2 separate regions of the Homo sapiens genome follow, and region 2 is linked to region 1. Evidence: chromatin contacts called from ENCODE Hi-C or POLR2A ChIA-PET data. All regions are on one chromosome and are shown on one strand. The core of a region is the stretch at or near the end of the contact, and the rest is flanking DNA. Distances in the headings are between cores, read along the strand shown.

What was found. A loop is a pair of places that touch in the nucleus more often than their neighbours do. ChIA-PET counts read pairs that join two places held with the same protein, here RNA polymerase II (POLR2A). Pooled maps may share reads with other maps.
Region 2: a pooled map shows a loop between it and region 1 (4-fold over the local background). The contact joins the promoter of NSMCE1-DT here to the enhancer-like site in region 1. A Hi-C loop is called at or near these places in 2 of 50 pooled maps. POLR2A ChIA-PET finds 5 or more read pairs at or near these places in 2 of 52 experiments (AG04450 and Panc1).

The regions. Positions count from the first base shown.
Region 1 is chr16:24,661,622-24,664,564 of GRCh38, forward strand. LINC01567 (long intergenic non-protein coding RNA 1567) reads right to left here. Exons shown (of 3, transcript NR_122072.1): 3 at 1-2,383. It also overlaps a transcript of TNRC6A not described here. Among named protein-coding and RNA genes, the nearest start is that of LINC01567, 8.0 kb to the right of the region's middle. RefSeq lists an enhancer at 1,183-1,412. Within about 2 kb of position 1,455, at least 3 of the 41 ENCODE cell types and tissues checked have a DNase peak (open chromatin) inside an H3K27ac peak, as active enhancers do.
Region 2 is chr16:27,266,649-27,269,621 of GRCh38, forward strand. It overlaps NSMCE1-DT (NSMCE1 divergent transcript), which reads left to right and starts at 1,557. Exons shown (of 5, transcript NR_037184.1): 1 at 1,557-1,596. NSMCE1 (NSE1 component of SMC5/6 complex) reads right to left here and starts at 2,124. Exons shown (of 8, transcript NM_145080.4): 1 at 2,058-2,124. RefSeq lists a silencer at 2,018-2,097.

The DNA.
Region 1 (2,943 bases), core at 205-2,704:
CAGGATGGTCTCGATCTCTTCACATCGTCATCCGCCCGCCTCGGCCTCCCAAAGTGCTGGGATTACAGGCATGAGCCACCTCACCTGGCCTACATCCTTATTCTTTACAGCATAATATTCTGTAGTGTAAATGTGTCACACTTTACCATACTCTTATTGAGGGTGCAATTAACTCATTAATGGATCAAGTAATTAATGCCCAGTGTGGCAAGGAAACAGAGACACGATCATGTTTCTACAGTACTGGTAGAGTTTTTAACTGATACAGTCCCCAAAAGGTATAAGATATCAAAGATCTTAAAAACATATGTACTCTGTAGTCCTAGTTGCTTAGGAGGCTGAGGAAGGAGGACTCCTAGAGCCCAGGAATTCAGTGGTGCGGTGAGCTATGATTGCACCACTGCACTCCAACCTGGGCAATGGAGTGAGATACTGCCTCTAAAAACCAAGCAACCAACATACAAAAATCTGTGCTCTTTAATTCATGTATAGAAATTCCACGTATAAAAATTCCATGTATAGAAATTTATCTTAAGATAATTATATGGCTGGGCACGGTGGCTCATGCCTATAGTCTCAGCACCTTGGGAGGCTGAGGCAGGAGGATTACTGGAGTCCAGAAGTTCCAGAACAGCCTAAGCAACATGGTGAGACATCGTCTCTATTTAAAAAAATACAAAAAAACTCCCCGTCTCTATAAAAAGTACAAAAAGTTAGCCAGGCGTGGTGGCGCACACCTGTGATCCCAGCTACACAGGAGGCTGAGACTGTGGAATCACTTGAGCGTGGGAGGCTGAGGCTGCAGTGAGCCATGATCGTGCCGCTGTACTCCAGCCTGGGTGTCAGAGCAAGACCCTGCCTCAGAAAAAAACAAAAAAAAAAGGATAATTAGATAATTATAGAAGAGCCTAATGATTACTCTGCAAGAATCATTATGGGTGCCTTATTTGGAAGCGTAAAAATGTTGGAAATAACCCAAATATCCAGCATTAGGGGAAATGGTTGAGAAAATTACAAATCCATCCAGTGGAATCTACAGGGCCATTAGCAGTGCAAGCAGGTGGTGAAGGGACCTTCATCTTATTTGCAGAGAGGCCATGCATAGGCATGCTAGCAGGTGTATTTTTCATTGTACTTTCACTGACCTTACAATATGTGGAAATGGTTCTTCAATTCTGGCAATAGAATAACTCCTCGTCCTGGTTCTGGTGAAGGCATGACAGCTGTGGGCATGCATGTGTGTGCTGGTGTATATGCACACACACATACATGCTCAAACTCTTAAACAGGAGCTTCTGCAAACGTGTAATAAGCTGGAGAAAGTCATTTTCATCAGCATCACCTCCATGAAGAGCACTGGGTTTATTTGAAAGAAATTTCTTGATGAATTGCTTAGAAGAGGATATGAGATCACAAATGATCTCAGTGTGTTCAGAACTGCCTTGCAAGAGGCAAGCAGGGGCCTCTTTCAGTTTACTCCAGAGGAAGTGAGAAAACAGAAGAGGGAGTGGGAAGATGTGTCGGGGAGTCCCCAAGACACGCTCAGGTATGACGATTTGCTGCAAAGAATCGCAGAACTCAAAAAAGCTGTTGTATTCACAGTTACAGCTTAACACAGTGGAAGGATGCGGATTAAAAATCAGCAAAGGGGCCAGGCGCGGTGGCTCATGCCTGTAATCCCAGCACTTTGGGAGGTCGAGGCCGGCGGCCTTGTCACTTGAGCTCAGGAGTTCGAGACCAGCCTGGCCAACATGGCAAAACCCCGTCTCTACTAACATATAAGAATTAGCCAGGCATGGTGGTTGGCACCTGTAATCCCAGCTCCTTGGGAGGCTGAAGCAGAAGAATCACGTGAACCTGGGAGGTGGAGGTTGCAATGAGCCGAGATCCAGCCACCGCACTCCAACCTTGGTGACAGAGTGAGACTCCATCTCAAAAATAAATAAATAGATAAACAAAATCAGCAAAGGAAAAAGGTGCTCAGGGCAGAATCCAGGCAGGAGCTTGCAGCTGTACCCTCCTAGATAGTCATATGTGCAGTGCTTAAGTCTCCCAGCAATGATGTGTGACAACACACGCAAAACACTGCCAACCAGGGGAACTCACCTGAGCCTTAGTGTCCATGGCTTTTCTTGGGGATCAGTTACCCAGTGTCCAGCCCCTCCAGAGGTCAGGCTGATACAGCATGACCGCAGGCACCCACCATAAATCATGTTGTTAGCATCAACTACCCGGCATGGCCCAAGGCCCCAGATATACAGAAGCCCTCTTATCAGGCAGAATATTTTAAGCCGTTAGCAGTTATCCTGCAGGAACAGGTGAAGAGCCAGTCCTTCCTCTGAGATGTGCAGGGTTTAACCATCCCAAGCCTCTTGAGATAACCCTGTAGTGAACAGAAGAGAAGGGGAAATGAAGGTAAGGAGGCTGGGAGTGGTGGCTCATACCTGTAATCCCAGCACTTTGGGAGGTGGAAGCAGAGGCGGGTGGATCACCTGAGATCAGGAGTTTGAGACCAGCCTGGCCAACACGGCGAAACCCCATCTCTACTAAAAATACAAAAATTAGCTGAGCATGGTGGCGCTCACCTGTGATCCCAGCTATTCGGGAGGCTGAGGCAGGAGAATCGTTGCACCTTGGAGACGGAGATTGCAGTGAGCTGAGATCATGCCACTGCACTCCAGTGTGGGGGACAGAGTGTGACCCAAATAATAATAAAATTCCAAATAATAAATAAATAACAATATTTATTATGTATTATTAATTTAATAAATTCATATTATAAATTTATTAAATTTATAAATTTAATAAATATGAATATAATAAAAATAATATATTTTATTTTTAAATATAATAAATATAAATATAAATATAATAAAAATAAATATAATAATATATAATAAATATAATATATATATTTTTAAAATATAATATATTTTTAATAAT
Region 2 (2,973 bases), core at 307-2,806, 2.6 Mb after region 1:
AATTAATTAAAACAGTTTATTGGCTTTAAATGTACATCAGTAAATTTTTAAATGCTAAAAAGTTATGATAAAATAATACAGAACCAAAACATCAAAGAAAATAGAGGCTCAGCAGCATGATTTCAATATATTTTCCCGGATAAACAGATTTTTTTTCTAAGTATATGCCTTTTTATTCAAGAACAAAAACTCCCTAAATTCAATGTTTAGAACTGAATTTTTTTTAACTAAGCCCAGAAAACTGGGGCTCATAAAATAAGGCATAATGTGGGCAGCAAAAGAAAAAAGGAGAAAAAAAATGGGAGAAAAATTGGTTTTAATCCCATGTATAATATAGGTTGGCTGGTTTTGTTTTTGTTTTAGCCAATTTAAGGCAGAATTATCTCTCTGCAACCTTGCAGATAAATCCTAGTGTTTTAGCCATAAGTTTCAAGAGTTCATATATACAGATAAACCAATTAAAAAAACCTTTTCGAAGGCTTTTGAAGCATTATATAAATCTTTAAAATTCCTATCACCCACATTTTAAGAAATACATCTATACGTTTAAATTTATTATTAAATTAATTAAATGCATTAATTAAATCAATTTATTTAAATTTAATAATTTTAAAATAGAAATGTTTGTGGAATAAGTAAATCTCAGTCATACCATTCGTGCGGGTGCTAACACAATTCTAGTGCTTCACATGCCCGACCTCATTTAACCCAAACCAGAACAACCTTATGAGCAAAGGGTCACTGACCCCATCTTACAGATGAGGAAACTGAGACTAAGAGGGCACAAGGTGACACACAAGAGTTGGTGGCAGAGATAGACGTGACCATACAACAGCACAGTTCCTGTTTTCAAGGACACTCTCTATCCAGCGAGAGTGAGAAAAGTGAGTGAACAGAACAACTACAATCCAGGTCCCTCATCTGCAACCCTCAAATCTAAAAAGGTATGAATACTAGTGGATGATCGGATGCAGGGGAAAAAAAAAAAAAAGTCTGAATACCAAAACTTGTTTAAGTTGGAAAACTTGACCTGACTTAAGGTGAGGCTATTTATGGTTATTTATCCCAACAGTGTAAATATATGCATTTTTTTTTTTGAGACGGAGTTTCGCTCTTGTTGCCCAAGCTGGAGTGAAGTGGCACGATCTTGATTCACTGCAACCTCCGCCTCCCGGGTTCAAGCGATTCTCCTGCCTCAGCCTTCCGTCTCAGCCTCCCGAGTAGCTGGGATTACAGGCACGCACCACCACGCCCGGCTAATTTTTTGTATTTTTAGTAGAGACAGGGTTTCACCATATTAGCCAGGCTGGTTTCGAACTCCGAACCTCAGGTGATCCGCCCCCCTCAGCTTCCCAAAGTGCTGGAATTATAGCCGTGGGCCACCGCGACCAGGTCAATGTAATATATGCGTATCTTCATAACTTTAGCTGTGGAAAGGGTCGTGTATTTGATTACAAGCCGCTGCTCCAGCCCCCTCTGAGGGTGAAACCTAACATAGAACATAGGGACTTTACCTTTCCAAACTCCGAGAACTCCTCGATTTTAAACGCATCTGGCCTCGGGGCTGTAACATAAGCGGCTGCGGACTTGTACAAAGTAAGAAACTCCGTACACAAAACAGAGGGGAGCACGGAGGGCGGCGGGACAAAGAGGGTGGTCGGCAAAGGCTGTATTTTCCATAGATGTAATCACAGTTTGAATCGAATTTTATATTTTGCTTTTTCACCTGTTACAATGAAAAGTATCTTTACCTGTTAAATCGTAATTACGATTAAAAATATTTTTCACTAAATAGTAAGATTTTTAGATGTCTGCGTGTGTGTTGCGGGAGGACATCCCAGTCCGCTGTTTTCTGCGGCCCCTGTCTGGGCCTCAGTTTCCCCATCAAGAAGGGGGAAACCCCAAGACCCCAGTCCCCGAGTTCCACAGCCCACGGGGACCGACCCCGGGGCCGGACCCCACTGCCTGTCTCGCCCACCCCACCTTCCGTCCTCCCCTCGCCTTCCTTGAAGTCCCTCTTCTTTCCCCTCCAACCCCTAGCTCCCCACGTTACCCACCAGGGAGCCCAAGCGCATCCCAGGCCGCGCTAGCGGATACGGTCGCAAGGTGGACTCTTCTTCCTTTGAGGCGGGGCGAACGCGAACGCGGCGTTCCCATTGGTGGCCTGCGGCTTATTCGCCCGTCCGTTGAGTGACGCACTTCCGGTTCTCCGTTTGCGCCATTGCCCTGGTGGTTCCGCCTCGTGGGTTAGATCCCAAATTACGCCCGCTCTCGATCCTTAATAATGGGAAGGGGCTTCCACTTGTCGCCCTCCGCCTCCTGCACCTCAGTGACTTCCCTGACCAAGGAGGAAGAATTGGCGTGCAGCCTGGGCTTCCCTCAATGGCCACCATTCCGCTGGCACAATGTAGTGCCCTGCCCCGGGCCTCAGTTTCCCCATCTGTGGAACTGAGTGTGGCCTCGACGTCAAAAATGTGGACTCTGGTCCGGTCGCGGTGGCTCACGCCTGTAAGTAATCCCAGCACTTTGGGAGACCAAGGCGGGCCGATCACTTGAGGTCAGGAGTTCGAGACCAGCTTGGCCAACATGGTGAAACCCCCGTCCCTACTAAAAATACAAAAAGTAGCCGGGCGTGGTGGTGTGTGCCTGTAATCCCAGCTACCCGGGAGGCTGAGGCAGGAGAATCACTTGAACCCGAGAGGCAGAGGTTGCAGTGAGCCAGATCGTACCACAGCACTCGAGCCTGGGTGACAGAGCTCAAAAAAAAAGAAAAGAAAAATGTGGACTCTGTGGTCATAGAGCCTGATCTAGAATCCTGGCTCTGCCACTTACTAGTTGGCAGGCGCTTGGGCAAGTCACTGAGCCTCAGTTTCCTCTTCCATTAAATGAGGATATTAGTTCTTGCAAAATAGTGTTGGTGAGATTTACAAGAGATAATAACACCTATATCAGGTGCTTAGCATGGCCATTGAA